Regions from separate parts of the Homo sapiens genome. Here all the other regions are linked to region 2. Evidence: read pairs that join two places in POLR2A ChIA-PET (ENCODE). Cell type or tissue: OCI-LY7. All regions are shown on one strand. Each heading gives the region's core, and the rest is flanking DNA. Links, peaks and the distances in the headings are about the cores only.

Evidence for each region. Peaks named below come from ENCODE experiments on the same cell type or tissue, not always from the same donor. Only the 100,000 strongest peaks of a DNase experiment are listed, where the experiment ranks them.
Region 1: POLR2A ChIA-PET joins it to region 2 with 5 read pairs; 8 of 35 experiments call an interaction of 5 or more read pairs at or near these places.
Region 3: POLR2A ChIA-PET joins it to region 2 with 8 read pairs; 7 of 35 experiments call an interaction of 5 or more read pairs at or near these places.

What each region holds. Positions count from the first base shown.
Region 1 is chr1:53,871,311-53,876,174 of GRCh38, forward strand. It overlaps YIPF1 (Yip1 domain family member 1), which reads right to left. Exons shown (of 11, transcript NM_018982.5): 7 at 62-178. Among named protein-coding and RNA genes, the nearest start is that of YIPF1, 16 kb to the right of the region's middle. In OCI-LY7, for the core only: no CTCF peak of the experiment used is centred there; no DNase peak of the experiment used is centred there.
Region 2 is chr1:53,824,051-53,830,103 of GRCh38, forward strand. NDC1 (NDC1 transmembrane nucleoporin) reads right to left here. Exons shown (of 18, transcript NM_018087.5): 4 at 3,949-4,123; 5 at 1,748-1,886. Among named protein-coding and RNA genes, the nearest start is that of NDC1, 11 kb to the right of the region's middle. In OCI-LY7, for the core only: no CTCF peak of the experiment used is centred there; DNase peaks (open chromatin) are centred at 1,051 and 1,471; H3K4me3 peaks cover 849 bases; H3K27ac peaks cover 2,025 bases.
Region 3 is chr1:53,749,939-53,755,926 of GRCh38, forward strand. No RefSeq gene overlaps it. Among named protein-coding and RNA genes, the nearest start is that of GLIS1, 14 kb to the left of the region's middle. In OCI-LY7, for the core only: a CTCF peak has its summit at 4,957 (motif pointing left); a DNase peak (open chromatin) is centred at 4,953.

The DNA.
Region 1 (4,864 bases), core at 2,256-4,755, 50 kb after region 2:
GTAAAAAGAACTCAAAGCTAGAAACTGACAGCATTCCAAATGAGTCAAGCTATTCACCAACCTTTTCGGAATTCGGGCACATAATGGTACGTCTTCTCTCCCAGATGGATCAAGAAGTTGGAAAGATTCCCACTAATTGCTATGGCAAAGACCAACGTGGCACATATCCAAAAGGGGCCTGCAAAGGAAACCAGAAAATTCAGAAACAAGAAAATGAAGCATAAGCCTTTAGATTCTTACAGAATTTCTTATCTTCCTCTTGTATTCATGTTAGCAAAAGAAAATGAATTTTCTAGATGGGATCAACACTTGCTGAAGGGAAATTTTTTTTTCAAAGGTCAAACACACATCTCAGTAATTAGCTGCCTTAAAGAAGGTGGGGTGTTGGTACTCCAATCCAAAGGCCAAAACGCCTTCCACAATTAGGTGAATGAAGACACTGATTTCTGTATAGCTTCTTTTGTTGGAGGATCACCACCGACAAAGAAAAATTCACAGGCTTTTTATTAAACCTTCCACCAGAATACATGAAGTAAAGATTACTTCGCTTATCTAAGTGCCAAATGTTAGCATCACAGAGAAAGAAGTTAAATCAGACAGAGCTTGTGCAGCATACAGAAAGAGCAGGGCAAACAGAACACATGAGGGCAGAGTCGATTAAACCTACCAGTTCACCACGGTTGTGTTGAGTGTCAGTGTGTGTGTGTGTGTGTGTGTGTGCTTAAGGCTTTTTCTTTTTTTTTTTAATGAAAAAGTAATACAATGCACTATATACACCTACTGTCTACCCACAAAAATTAAAATTAAAAATTAAAAAAAGTAATATATGTATATGGTCCAGTGTTTCAAAAGGTACAAAGGGAATATGGAGAACAGCAAGATCCACTCCCTCTCTGTGCCCCGGCTCTCTATCTTTCCTCCCTAAAGCTCACCAAAGTAAGCAGTTTCTGATGAAACCTGCTAGGAATATTCCACTCATGTATATAAGCAAATGCATGTGTATATGTGCATATTTTATACAGATGATAACATACATATATGTCCTCCTGTGTACCCTTCTATTTTCACCTTAATATAGCCTGGTGAGTCTATCACAGCTACTCATAAAAATCAGCTTGTTCTTTTTCAATGGTTTTAAGATATACCACTGAGCAGATGAGTGGACCATGCTTTACAAACCTCTTTCATTATTTGCATGATTTCGTGAACACTATCCTTGTCTCTCCCCATCTAGAAAAAGTACTATGTAGAACAAATACTATCTTTAGATTGAGAGATTTTAATAAATTGTATGAATTTCATTTTTCAATTTCACTAATATTTTGCAACACCCTTTGGGATAATTTCAGGTACCTTGACACGTCACAAAATTACGAACATTACTGTCATAGGTGAGATGACTAGCAGAAACAGATTAGTACTTTTCAAAGGCAAGCACTGGCCCCTGAAGGTGGGAAAAGGAACACAAGCAATCAAATGGGTATGCTTCAAAAAGTCACCAATATTAGCTCTCCACAAACTGCCTCTTTACTCACTAGACTGAAAGCTTTCTGCTGTAGACAAGGACTAAATCTCACAGTATTATTCTGAGTGACCACACATAAGAGTGGCAAAAAAAACCAACAACAAACAAAAAACCCCACAAAGCCCCTATAGCCAAAAAGCTTTACTGAATGAATAAATCTGACCATGTGTTATAGATGAGCTGAGACCATCCAAGGGTATGACCACAAGTGGCCAAAATATTAACTTACAATACCCAAATAACTAGAAAACCAAGAATATTATGTCCTCTCAGTCATTATTTACTAAGTACCCACTACCCTCTGCTGGGGACACGATGATGGGCAACAGAGACACAGTCACTGCCTCTAGTGCACCCATGCACTCCGGGGAGACGATCAATAAAATATCTAATCTCAGAAGGTAGTACAGGGTGCCTATGGGAGCATATAGGGAAGGTGGAAAACCTAGAGAAAGGGATGTGTAAGCTGGGATCTAAAGAAGAACAGGAGTTCACCAAGTGAGGACAGAAGAGAAGAGAGGTCCGTGAAGAGGGAATAGCAGGAGCAGAGACTGAAGTAAGAGGTACCAGTTCGAGGCCAAGCTTCAGGTCAGGAGTAGCCAGAGATTGAAGAGATGGGCCAGAGTCAGATCATGAAGGGTCTTAGAAGCCCTGTTGAGTTAGGAATTTATCTTGAGGGCAACAGGAAGCCTGTGAATTGGGCCTGGTGGCTTAAGCCTGTAGTCCCAGCTACTCAGGACACTGAGGTGAGAGGGTCACTTGAGGCTAGGAGTTTGAGGCAGCAGGGAGCTATGATCATGCCTCTGAATAGCTACCGCACTCCAGCCTTGGCAACACAGCAAGACCTCATCTCAAAAAAAAAAAAAGTGGGGGCGGGGGGGAATGCGGTGGCTCACACCTATAATCCCAGCACTTTGGGAGGCTGAGGCAGGCAGATCACTTGAGCTCAGGAGTTCAAGACCAGCCTGGGCAACATGATGAAACCCTTTCACTAAAATATTAATTAACTTTTTTAAAGGCAGGCTGGTATGGGAAGATATGTATACTAATGTGAAGACTTATCTAGCATTCTCTAGCTGCCCCATGCTCTAAGCTACCTAACAACTCTGGCACGGGAACAGCTGGAGAAACAATATTTTCAGGTGGCCTGAAAGGTCCAACACCTGCCCACCCACTACCTCTATGTGGCCCAATGCTCATCCTTGGACACAAGCAAGATAACTTTCCCAGCCCTTAGCATTTTTGTCCCTCTCCTATTATCATCCCTCTCCCCCGTTTGCAACCCTTCACTGAACCTCCACTGCTTAAGGACAAAATCCTAATTCCTGAGGCTGATATAAAAGGCCCCAGGATCTGGGCTCTGTAACTTCTCCAGCTACCCCCAGTGGAAGGCTGGACTCCAGAGACTTACGACACCCACTCATCCCAGGACCTGCCATGTTGCTTCATACTGCCTTCTCCGTTTCCTGCCAAATTCCTACTCTTATTATGGGTTGGGGGTGGGAGAGAGCCTTAATTTAGGTTGTATTTATAATTAAAATTTCATATTATGCATTTTTATATTATGAAATATTTCTAACATACAGAAAAGCACGAAGAATAACACAAACACTGGTTACCTAGCATGTCACTTTTAAAAAATATTTTTAGGCCGGGCATGGTGGTTCACACCTATAATCCCAGCACTTTGGGAGGCTGAGGCAGGCAGACCATTTGAGGTTAGGAGTTTGAGACCAGCCTGGCCAACATGGTAAAACTCCGTCTCTACTAAAAATACAAAAATTAGCTGGCGTGGTGGCACATGCCTGTAGTCCCAGCTACTCGGGAAGGCTGAGGCAGGAGAATCACTTGAACCCAGGACTCAGGGGTTGCAGTGAGCCGAGATTGCGCCTTTGCACTCCAGCCTGGGTGACAGAGTGAGACTCTGTCTCAAAAAATATATATATATTTTTAATGGTATCATTCTATTCATATCCTTCCACAACATGCTTTTTAAAATCATTGTGCTAAGATTTATCTATATTTATGCTTTTAGCTCTCATTCATTTTTTTAACTACAGAATTCCATGTATAAATATAGTAGCACAATGTATCCATTCTCCTGCTGATGGATATCTTGGTTGTTTCTAAATATTTGCTATTACAAGCAATACTGCTACAGTGGATAATATTCTTCTATATGTTGTTCCATATATATGTGAATTCCTCTAAAATTATCTACCTAGGAGTGAAACTGCTGAATTATAGGGTATAAGCATCTTCAAACTGCTCCAATTTGTGTACCAGTTACATACCCACCAGTTACATACCTACCATACAAAAGTTTCCACTGCTCCATATCCTTGGCCACACTTAATATCAATGTTCATGAAATCTGACTTAGAGTATGTCACTCCTGGCTTGGGGCAGTGGCTCATGCCTGTAAGGTCAGCACTTTGGGAGGGTAAGGCAGGAGGATTGCTTGAGGCCAGGAGTTTGAGGCCAGCCTGGACAACATAGTGAGACCCTGTCTCTACAAAAAATACAAACATTATCCAGGCATGGTGGCACATGCCTGTAGTCCCAGATACTCATGAAGATGAGGTGGGGGAGGATGGCTTGAGCCCAGGATTTTGAGGCTGCAGTGAGCCATTATCGAGCCACTGCACTCCAGCCTGGGCAACAGAGCAAGACCCAGTCTCAAAAAACAAAAAAGTATGTTACTCGTCTGTCCAAACTCTCCAATGGCTTTGCATTCAAGCAAATGCCAAAGTCCTCACTGTGACTTATGAGACCTTACCTGTCCCTCCACACTGTCTCTCTCACCTCATCTCCTTCTAGGTCCCCCTGTTCACTCTCATCCAGTCGCAATAGCCTCTTGAGGTTCTTTGAATGTACTAGGCTAGCTCTTGCCTCAGGGCCTTTGCACTTGCTGATCCTTCTGTTTCAAGTGCTCTTCCCTTAGATATCTACATAAATCACTCCCAATTACTTCAGGTCATTACTCAAAATTCACCTTTTTAAATTTTCAAATTCACCCATTTATACAAACACTTCATGTCCTTCTTCTCTCTGCTATTAAATTTTCACCTAAGCATTCATTACTAGAAAACTATATATTTTACTTTTCTTTGCTTATTGTTAAGCTCAGTAAATTAAAAATTGCCTAAGGGTAGAGATTTTTATGTTTTCACTGCTGTATCTCCAGTACAATAGCAAGAGCTCAATGTTTGTTGAATGAATTGAATGAATAAATGAAGACAAGCCAAACTGTGTATGTTTACTAAAATAATGAGCATAAATAATCTTATTTTACTTTTTATTTCTCTGGTTGCAGGTGGGGCTAAGCATCTTTTCATA
Region 2 (6,053 bases), core at 1-2,500:
CATAGCTAGACCCCACTCTACAAAAAATACAAAAGTAGCCAGGCTTGGTGGTGCATGCCAGTAGCCCCAGCTACTCAGGAGGACTGAGGTAGGAGGACTGTTCGAGCCAGGAGGTCAAAGCTGCAGTGAGCGATGATCGTGCTACTGCGCTCCAGCCTGAGTGACAGAGCAAGAACCTTTCTCGAAAAAAAAAAAAAAAAGAAAAAAGAAAAAGAAATTTAAAAAGAGAGAGAGAGAGACACGGTCTAGCCATGTTGCCCAGACTGGTCTCAAAGTCCTGGGCTTAAGAAATCCTCCCACCTCAGCCTCCCAAAGTGCTTGGATTATAGGCACAAGCCAATGTGCCCAGCCAAAAACTTTAGTTAATCCAACACATTCTTATATGTTATACTCTTATAATAATATACCATTTGTTTACATATCCCTCCCTCCCCACCAGACTGAGTCCTAGTGGGAGGGAGGCTAGTTCTAACATTTTTGCTCCAATGCCCAGTCTTCAGCCTGCCAGGGCATGAATGAAGCAAGTAATAGAATTGTGCGAATGAGGAGCAGCAGAAACAGGCTGCGAAGAGCCCTGATGCATCTGTGAGACATCTCAGCCACCTTTCCCTCTCCTGCCAGAGGAGTGCTTCTCAGTTCCAGGAATGACTCCTACCAGATTACATTTTTAAGACTTAACTGAAAGGTAGTTTATACTCTACCACTCAAACCAGCTGAAACTGTTTTATTTATACAAACTTTGCCTTGTTCTGAAAATGATAGGAGACAGTAAGTGATATGTTCTAAAATTACTTGCACATCCCCAAACTCACAAGGTTCTAAGTTCAAAAAGAAGCCAGCAGGCCATCCACGATGGCTCACACCTGTAATCCCAGCACTTTGGGAGATCAACACAGGCAGATAGCTTGAGCCCAGGAGCTGGAGACCAGCCTGGGCAACATGGAGAAACCCCATCTCTACAAAAAATACAAAAATTAGCCAGGCACAGTGGTGCACACCTGTAGTCCCAGATACTCGGGCAGACTGAGGTGGGAGGATGGCTTGAGCCAGCAGGTGATGCTGCAGTGAACCGTGACCACGCCACTGCACTCCAGCCTGGGTGACAGAGTGAGACTCTGTCTCAAAAAAGAAAAAAAGAGCAGCGGCTGGGCGTGGTGGCTCATGCCTGTAATTCCAGCACTTTGGGAGGCTGAGGTGGGGGGATTACTTGAGGTCAGGAGTTCAAGACCACCCTGGCCAATATGGTGAAACCCCGTCACTACTAAAAACACAAAAATGAACTGGGCGTGATGGCATGTGGAGGCTGAGGCAGGAGAATTGCTTGAACCCAGGAGGCGGAGGTTGCAGTGAGCCGAGATTGCGCCATTGCACTCCAGCCTGGGCAAAGAAGCGAGACTGTCTCCAAAAAAAAAGAAGCTACACAGAGTACTTTGCATGAATGTCATCATCATCTTCCCCAAACCCTGCTGGGTCACAGCAAGTGCCACTACCTAGCAGGGAGGGAAACAGTGTAGCAAAGAGGTATTCTGAGATTGGCAACAGGAAAAGGTAGCTGCAACTCTCAAAAATATGCTTAAGTCTCATGAAGACAAATCTCTTCTCGCTAAATGGCATTTTGAGGATTTCAGTTCTAAGTGTTGGTTATCAAATCTTGAATGAATCAGATAAATCCAGTTATATACATATGCACCAAGGCAATTTTACCTCAGCCAAATTTTGACATCAAGTAATGCTCAAATGATCTTACCTGTATGATGGGAAATGGAAGATAGTTCATGTTGTTAACAAAATACAGGAGGCTATAGCTATAGCCCATAAATGCTCCAGTCAGTAGGAAAAAAAGATGATATTCATTTAAGCAGGTTTGCGCAGCAGGGCTACCAAAGCTGAAGGGAAAAAATTAAGTTATTAATTCAACAGTCAGGGACATGTATCACTGTTTTAGGCTCAATGTTTACTGAAGGCAAAGCTTAATTACTTTAATGACTTAAGAAATGTCCCAAATTCTAACAAGATGGCTCGTTTTCAGTAAGTGTGAACAAGATTAACAAAACCTTTTTTCCTGAATCATGAGACTCTGATCTTTAATTAATTCTACCTCTGTTCCCCTGGAAATCTGACATGATTAAGTATATCTACCATAATAACAAGCAGTATTGCTTACAAGTGTCTGGGCTGACAGCAACTGTAAATAAGTTATATATACCTGATAGAGATGCCATAACATTGGGTTTGTGTTATCTCTTTAAAACTGAGTATTCCCTCACGGGGATCCTGTGCCCATAAAATTGCTACAAGAGATGCTACTGGATTTTGTGGGGCACAAGGCCTTTAAAGCAGATAGAGTCCCATACATGTCCGATACCGATTTTTTTTCCTCCTTGTAGCTGAGTGGTATCCACAGACAAGACTGCAGCTCCCAGGTGGCTATGGGACTTATCATCTGTTTGAACTGCCTGAAGGACTCCTGCTGAAGAGGAACTCCTGATGCTTCCCAAATCTAAGAGGATCCCCCTGCTGGACACTGCTTTAAGCCACTACCCTATCATTTTACAATAGCTTTAATTATAAGCATAAGATCTATTTGGTAAACAACAAGCTCTCAAACTCCTTTGAGAGTTTCTTGAGAATCTCTATGATCTATGAGATATCTGGGGGTATACAGAGCCAACATCAAAATTCAGTAGAACTCAATTTTTAATAGAGGCACACAGGTTGTAGGCCTGCCCCACCATCTAACTCCATGAGAGGTAAGACTCAAGGTTAACTGTTATCTGAACTCCGAGTTACAAAATGATGAAGATTAGTTTTGTTAAAGATTCTGACTGTGAAATCATCAGGAAATATATTTGTAATAGGCATTATAATGTCTTCAACAACTTGTAGCTTACTGCTGCCTTCTGCTCCCTGGAACTTCACTGCCACCTCCATTAGGAAGAGAAGTGCAAAAAGGAATTCAAGACTCATCCATGGTGAGCACTTGGGATTTCCTTTTTCATAGTAGTCCTGTACTCACAGTCTTTTATCATTTAATGTTTACCAACAGGACAGTTTTTACCAAAGAAAGCCTATGATATTAAGGGGGAAAAAACAACCTGCCTTATATAATAGTAGCTGGAGGCAAAAAGAAAATCAAGTATTCAGTAGTAATAATGTAACACTGTTTTAAAGTCAGTGGAAAATAGAGAACTTAAGATCACTCCAATCATCTTTGTTTAAAAAAAAAAAAAAAAAAAACAAGGTCTCACTATGCTGCCCAGGCTGGAGTGCAGGAGCTATTCACAGGCATAATCATAGGGCACTGCAGCCTCTAATTCCTGAGCTCAAGGGATCCTCCTGCCTCAGCCTGCCAAGCAGTGGGACTACAGGCACATGCCACCACTCCTGGCTTCCAGTAATCTTTTTTAATTTTTAAAGTCAGAATATCAATTTGCAATTAGTATCAATGCCATGTGTTCAAGAACTATACAAGTTTCAAAATTATAAAAGCACTCTATAAAAAGGCAGTTATAATTTTTAAAAATTTTTCTTCATTCTTTCCATACTACCCTTCCTTCAAACTCCAACCAAATGCTACCTCTTCCAAGAACATGTGTGGATCCCTCTTGTTTTCTGAACCTCCACAGGTTTTGTCTGCACATCTCACTTTCTTCATCCTATTACATCCCTCTGCATCCATGTCTTAATTTCTCTATTGTTCTCAACTCTCAAAGAGCTTATAGTCTATGTTTGAGTCACTCTCATAAATCGCATAGCACCTTGCACATAATAAATTTTTTTAATTGCTGAAATCAATAAACACAAAATATTAAAAACACTTGATATATGCAAAAAGCACCTTTTGCAGAAGTCTGGAAAGCAAAGAATACTCATAGGATTAACCTATATAGGTCACCTTTGGCTTAGTAAGTAAATGAGATTCCTAAGGAAATATATATTTAATATTACCTGTTAGTACCAGTGCAGGGAACCACAAGAAAGCTGTACTGGCCCTGGGTTATCACTGCAGCACACCAGGCCATCACCATTCCCATTGCAGCATGAATAAATGAGTGCATGAGTTGCTGAGGATGAATGATCTTCCCTATCAGAGCTAGTCTGGAGCAAGGAATAGAAGGCACAACTGCAAAGGAAACACATTACTGTGGCTTTATAACCTACAGCATATGCAGTTAGAGGATCTAAACTATCCCCTCTCATCCTTGCACAAATGTTCCAAAGGCAGAGAGAAATCCACAGTCAACGCAAATACAATACAGAAAAATTTAAAGTTAAAAATTCTAAGTTAAAAAAATTTGAGGAAAGCATGAATAAACAGACACAAAAAAACCCAAAGAATCTAGAGATGAAACCTAAGGACAGCATGATCAACATTTTTCATTAAAATTTCCTAATAGTTCCAATAGTGCCTATCCTAGTATTCTCCTAAGCACCATAAAAGAATAATGATTTTTTTTTTCATATATGGACTACTGTAATGGTCTTGCAGTGTGGGAGAGTGACTGGGTTCAGCTCCTGAATACTGACTTTTTATTTATTTATTTATTTATTTTATTTTATTTTATTTTATTTATTTTTGAGACGGAGTTTCGCTCTTGTTGCCCAGGCTGGAGTGCAGTGGCGCAATCTTGGCTCACTGCAACCTCTGCCTCCTGGATTCAAGCGATTCTCCTGCCTCAGCCTCCCAAGTAGCTGGGATTACCGGTGCCTGCCACCATGCCTGGCTAGTTTTTGTATTTTTAGTAGAGATGGGGTTTCACCATGTTGGTCAGGCTGGTCTCAAACTCCTGACCTCAGGTGATCCACCCACCTTGGCCTCCCAAAGTGTTGGGATTACAGGCACGAGCCACCATGCCTGGCCTACTTTTTAAAAAGAACTCCTGCCATCAGCATTTGAAACTGTCAATATATAATCCACTTACGAAAAATAAACCATAAAGTAGGTAAATACTGACAACATAAATGCTAAGATAAATGCTTATATAGGGATTTTTAATACCCTTCAGACAATCCAAAAACATTTTCTGCAAATGAGCTAGGGAGGCAACTATGGGTAGGACATGAGGGATGTTTACCTTTGGAAACAGCTAGCCTAGGGTTCCCTGATCTATCTATGTAGGTATTTTGCTCTTACTATACTCAAAGTAAAGAGATGGCAGGAGGTAGAAAATTAAGTATGAAGGGACAAGTTTCAGGTGCTTTATACTTTGAGGAAGAGGTTCCTATGACCTCTCCCTCCCAACCAGAAATGCCCACAAGGTCCTACTGACTGTGCAACTAACTTATAACACTCTAAATATACCAAACCCTCTCATGTCACTAAGCCTTTTTATATGCTATACCTTCTCTCTAGAACATCATTTTCCTTCTTTGTCTACTTAATTCAACTCATCCTGCAAGGCTTGGTTTAAGGATCATCTCCTCAAGTTCCCCCATGCTGGGGCAAGTGGTGCTCCTATACAAGCTCTTACCATCCAATGTACTGTAATCAAATATGCTTCATGTTTACTGTCTCTCCATTAATCACGATCTCTGGAGAAAGATGGGACCTATCATTTCTCTTTTCTCTCCACACAATGCATGGCATATAGTAAATGCATAAGGGATGGTTACTGAAGGAATGAGCCAAAGTGAATAGTCAGGCTTTAAGAAGGACTGGCTGGGGACCCCTCAACTGACATATTACATACAGAAGATGACCCAAGCATATGGGAGAGTATGAAAGAACACTCTGTTTAAGTGTGGCTGTAAGCCAAGGAGTTTCGAATAGGGCTTGCATGGAAAAAGCTTACTAGTCAATAGTGAGGAATTAAGAAAGCAGGCTGAGTGCAGTGGCTCATGCCTGTAATCCCAGCACTTTGGGAGGCCAAGGTGGGCAGATCATGAGTTCAGGAGTTTGAGACCAGCCTGGCCAATATGGTGAAACCCCACCTCTACTAAAAATACAAAAAATAGACGGGCGAGGTGGCAGGCAACTGTAATCCCAGCTACTCAGGAGGTTGAGGCAGGAGAATCACTTGAACCCGGGAGGCAGAGGCGTCAGCGAGCCAAGA
Region 3 (5,988 bases), core at 3,489-5,988, 71 kb before region 2:
AGAAAGAGGCAAGAGTAGGTGCTGAATGCACAGTCAGAAGTCCCAAAGATGAGGAGCCTGGACTCCAGGAGAAGTGGCTGGGACATAGCTTTATTTAGGAGGCAAACTTAATACACCTGGGTGATGGGAGTGAAGGGAAGCAATGTCTGGGCATCTAGGAAAATAGCAGTTTTAGGGTTTGGAACCTCCCCTGGGAGGCCCAAGGCATTCTTAGTCCTCAGTGGTGGTTTCCAGAAGCAAAGTCAACATCACCATTACCAAGTCATTAAGCTATATCTCTTCCTCATGCTCATCGCTGCAATGGCTTTTCTAGAGAAACTTTCATTGGCTCTCAGCTCATCACTGTCTTTATAGAGAAACAGAATCAGACTTACTATAATATGCATGTCAAATGCTGCTAATGAGGACAATAAGATCTGATAGCTTAAACAATTATAACGGACAATATTTGCTATAGATATGTAAGGAAGGGCCTGTTACTTATTATGGAAGCACACAGTCCCAGGCCCTGTGGCAGGTGCTTTTCCATACATTAATGCAGACAATGCTGTGTACATACAGCAATACACAGGACAGTCGTATGAACAGGGTAGTATTGTTTCCTATTACAGATGTGGAAGTGAGATCCCAAGGAGGCTAAGTGACTTGCTCAAGACCTCAGAACCAGCAAGTGGCAGAGTCAGGCTTGACCCTAAATACCACCATCTTTCCACCACACTACCACACCTCATCTCCAGCTGATCTGGACCATTCTCTGTCACCTGTCCCTTCCTCTCCTTTCCCCTAGAATGCCTTCCTGGCTGACCACTCCCATCCCAGCCCACCCAGATCTCCAAGTGGCCCCTTCTCCACTTAAGGCTTCCCCTCCCAACCAAACACCAAAAGCACAAAGCCTTCACCATAACTCCTTCCTGTGAACTGTGGAGTCATTGCCCTTCTCAGAGCACCTATTCTCTGCTGTGTTACTTACCCATTTGTGTATTTACTGTATTCCCACTAATAAACTGCAGACCCCTTGAAGGCAGGGACTTTGTATGTGTATCGAACATGTTCAGCAATTTGTGGATATGAACCCATGTACAAAATTGATTCAACAGATCAACAAGTTGGTAAATGAGGCTGAACCAAATGCATATATGGAGTAAGGAACAGAATAGTTGATTATTTTTATTTAAAATGTTTCTTATAAAATAAACAGAAGACTCATCCAGTACACACTAGTATTATGTAATTCCTATGCTGTTTTCCAGGCACATATTAAAGTCATCTAGACCTGTATCCAGAAAGCATTTTAATAAATAGAGGAATGGAATTGTATTCATGAATAAGTTTGAAATGAATTTTTCAATTAAAAAATCAGTTTTAAGACGTTTAATAGACATCTCGCATAATCCGCTCTTCAAAGACATTTTATTTCTTTTATGAAACCAAACTTACCTTACTGCATCCCAAATTCAAACACTCATGCAATGTTACAGTTAGAAGGGAACTTCAAAATCATTCAGTCCAATTCTTTGATTTTTCAGTCGAAATAGATAAGTGATGTGAAATCTTAGCTGAAGTTCACAGAGCTAGATAGTGCCAGAGATAAGACTAGAACTCATTATTTCCGAAACCCAACTCTCAGAGACAGCTGGAAGCCTACCTTTATATTCATCCTTTCATTTTTCTCCAGTAGCAGAACCCCAATTCTATTAATGGGTTACAATCAACCTCTAAAAGACATTTCCTAGACTCCCTTGCAACCAGATGTGGCCATGGGACCACTTTGGCCAATGAGATGCTAAGCGTTAAGTATGTGCACTTTCAGGAAGTGTTCCTAAAAGGGAGGGAGGATGCTATTTTCCCTCCCCTTCCTTCTTCCTGTTGCCTGGAAGGAAGGCATGAAGGCTGTGGTTCCAGGAGCCATGTGGGACCACAAGAGTCAGGACCACACCTTGGGGCTGGCTACGTGGAGAGCTAGAATGAGCCTGAATCCCTGATAACCTCAGGGAGTCACCATAGCCATTCTGGACAGCCTATTTCTGGATCTTCTTTTATGTGAGAAAAAAAAAATAACTGTGTCACTTAAATCACCATTATTCTGAGTTTTCATTTACATGCAGCCAGACTTAACTAACCCATCTTGCTTCCTCCATCTCACTAAATGGCAGTTCCATTCTACCAGCTGCTCAGGCCAAAAACCTTGGAGTCAATACTAGCGACTTTCTCTTTCACACTCCACAACCATTCCACCAGCAGTGCTTGTCACCTCTTCCTTCAAAATAGATCAAATCTGTCTGCATCTCACCCTGGGCCCAGCCACCATCCTCTCTCATCTGGTTACAGCAGTGGTCTCCTAACCTTCTTTCATTCTTGCCTGCCACCCACGGTCTCCAGTCTCTTTTCCACAGAACAGTCAGACTAAATTATTTCTTAAAGGTAATTCAACACATCTTACTCCTTTGCTCAGAACTTCCCAATGGCTGTCCCTGACTCGAAGCGGGAGCAAGGTCCTTCCTGTAGCCTACCTGGCCTGAGTGAGCTTGTCCTGGCCCCCATCTTGTTCACATTACCACACTCCACCTCATCCACTGCGCCTGGCCACCCTGCCCTCTTTGCTATCCCTTGAACTTATCAGGTATATGCCTGCCTTGGGACCGTTCTGTGTTTTGGAACTCACCCCTCAGGTACCTACATATTCTCTCCCTTACCTCATTCAGGTCTCTGCCCAAACATCATTTTATCGGGGGACCTTCCTGGACCACCCTATCTGAAATGGAAAACCAGCCAGGTGCGGTGGCTCATGCCTGTAATCCCAACACTTTGGGAGGCCAAGGTGAGAGGATCACTTGGGCCCAGGAGTTTGAGACCAGCCTGGGCAACATGGTGAGACTCCATCTCTACAAAAAATTAGCTGGGTGTAGTAGCATGTGACTGTAGTCCCAGCCATTCAAGAAGCTGAAGCAGGAGGATCGCCTGAGCCCAGGAGATGGAGGCTGCAGTGAGCTATGATCATGCTGTGATCACACCACTGCACTCCAGCCTGGGCAACAGAGTGAGACCCTGTCTCAAAAAATAAAAATACAAATAAAATGGAAAGCCACTCTACTATTTACTGTCTACTTGTTCCTCAGTGCACTCACCACCACATTGCATTTGTTTATATTCATTCTCTCTCCACCCACTAGAAGGGTAAGCTCATTTGTGTTGTTGACTGTTGTGTTCCCAGCACCCAGAATAGTGTCTAGCACCCTAGGCCTAGCATACATATGAATGATTGAATGAATGAGTAAATGAATGCTAAGTCTGTGCCCTTTTAACTATGTCACTTTGCCTCTAATTGGAATCCAGGTGCATTTGCTCCATGCACAAATATTACTATTGGAGCCGCTTGCTATCCCTGTGAAAGCTTGCTAAATATTTGCTGACAACAAAGATAAGCCAGCTTCTTCTTATCAGTTAACTGAGAAGATCTAAAAGGCAATAAGGTTTTCTATTCTAATAGTCATTATATCGTTAATAACAACCACAAGACATTAAACATTTTGAAATAGGAATAATGGAGAGCAGTACACCAGACAAGTTTGTAAGACTCCAGAATCCAATGTCTTTTGTGGCAGCCCCCCAAATATAAAGCCTTTTCTTTTCCTTTTTTTTTCTTTTTTATTTTTTTTGAGACGGAGTTTCACTCTTTCACCCAGGCTGGAGTGCACTGGTCTAATCTCGGCTCACGGCAACCTCCTCCTCCCAGTTTCAAGCAATTCTCCTGCCTCAGCCTCCCAAGTAGCTGGGATTACAGGCGCCCGCCACCATGCCCAGCTAATTTTTGTATTTTTAGTAGAGACAGCGTTTCACCATGTTGGCCGGGCTGGTCTCAAACTCCTGACCTCATGATCCGCCCGCCTCAGCCTCCCAAAGTGCTGGGATTATAGGCGTGAGCCACTGTGCCTGGCCAAAGCCTTTTCTTACTATTCTCATATCACCTCCTCAGTGAGAAGAGGAGGGTCAAATTGACCACTCATTGTCCAGTGACGAACACAATTGTCTTCTCTTAACACTCTAGCTTTATGGAAAATCCTGGTGGTTAATTTTAAAATACAAATAAAAGTCCACTAAAACAGATTTATCTTTTCATTCACAAACAGTCTATATCTTTTCAAGTTAAGAGGTTTTCAGTTGGCCTTGTAAACTGAAATAATAAATCTCTTAGTAAACTCTACTCACTAAAGAGGTCTTAAGCTCAGGACATTTTTTTGAAACAACGCACTCCTAATATTTGTTTTCATCTGGAGAAGGAGCAAAGCCTGACAGAACACCCCAGGTTCCATTTTCAAAGAAGACCAAGAAGCAACACCTAGCTTCTTCAAGCAGATAGTGGCTGAATTTTGAAAAAAAAAAAAAAAAAAAAAAGTCAATCTCTAAGATTTTGCTTCAAAAATACATACTCCTCTCATACATTTTTGGCGATTGCTGCTTCAAGCTGCTAAAATAGTTCTCCTTTGGGGGAAAAAAATATAGCTCTCAAGAAACTCGAGTTTGGTTTTGAAGACATATCTCCCTGTATATGAATCTGTCTCTTCTAGCTGTGTATCCTTAGGCACATCATTTCACTTCTCCTCCCCTCAAGCTCCTCTGAAGTAACCTCACAACGACCCTGGAGGATAGATTGCTGTTAAAGATAATGCCTGTAAAATGAGGAACACAGGGTCCAGCACATAGTAAGTGCTCAATAAATAGTAGTTACTGTCACTCCATAAGCAACTAGCCACACAGAAGCCTACTCAAGTCATCAGCACTTTTCAATATACTATATGCAAATAATTCATTGTGTAGAACATTTGGAAAATATAGAGAAGTATGACTAAAAAAATAACCCACCAGTACTGTGAATAAAACCTCCCCCAAACCAAAGAGAAATGGTGTGGACAGCAGACAACTTTTCCTCTAACCACTTTGAAATAGTGACCTCTGCTGGCCAGTGGAAAACACAAGCCTTCCAATCACCTCTTCCATGATTGAGCAAGGGTTGAGTGAGCCAGGCTTGGTCCTTGTCCCTAGAACAAAAACCAGGTGTTGCATTACAAGGGACAGAAATCGTCACAAGGGTTACCACGATGTAATTGGGATGTTAACAGAATTAAAGGCCAGTCTTTCCATTTGCTCATCCGCCCAGAAGATTCTTTTTTCAAGCCCCATAGTCTCTTATTTTTAAAATGTCATAATTGCATGCAAATGTTCCAGCAGAAAAACAACGCAAGGGGCATTAAAAATCAATCTTCCATGTAAGCCTCAGATTTTCCAGCATGAAGATCCAAAAGCAAAAGTGGTGACAAATGTGAGGAAAACAGAGTGAAAAAGTCAGAACGCATCATTAAGAATGTTACAACAAAAGGAGGGAAAAAAAATCTCTGGGAGCACATGTCTGATTCAGCTGGGGTGAACAGCCAACTACAAAGAAGGCTTTAAAAACCCTGCAAACTTCTTACAGATAGGGCCCAGAAATCCAATTAGGACCTAGTCAGGAGTCTTTTCTTCAAGGAGAAGTGTGCCTGATGGAGGAGGCCGCTCAAGAGACTACTGACTGGAATATTCAGATGTAAAACACATTCCCACCTCTTAAGGTAGGAAATAAAACAGAAGTTGTAAACTGGCAGTAATAGGCTATGTAGTTTAGTTTGACATTCATTGTTTTGTTTTGAATTAATTAGTTGCCAACACTTCAAAAAGGGAGATTTTGTATCGAAATGCAATTTTTTTTTTTGACTGGGTCTCACTCTGTTGCCCAGGCTGGAATGCAGCGGTGTGAACATGGCTTACTGCAGCCTTGCCTCCCCCAACCCCACCCCACCCCACCCCACCACAGACTCAAGTGATCCTCCTGCCTCAGCCTCCTGAGTACCTGGGACTACAGGCACACGCCACCATTCCCAGCTACTTTTTGTAGTTTTTGTAGAGACAAGGTTTCGCCATGTTGCCCAGGCTGGTCTCCAACTCCTGGGCTCAAGC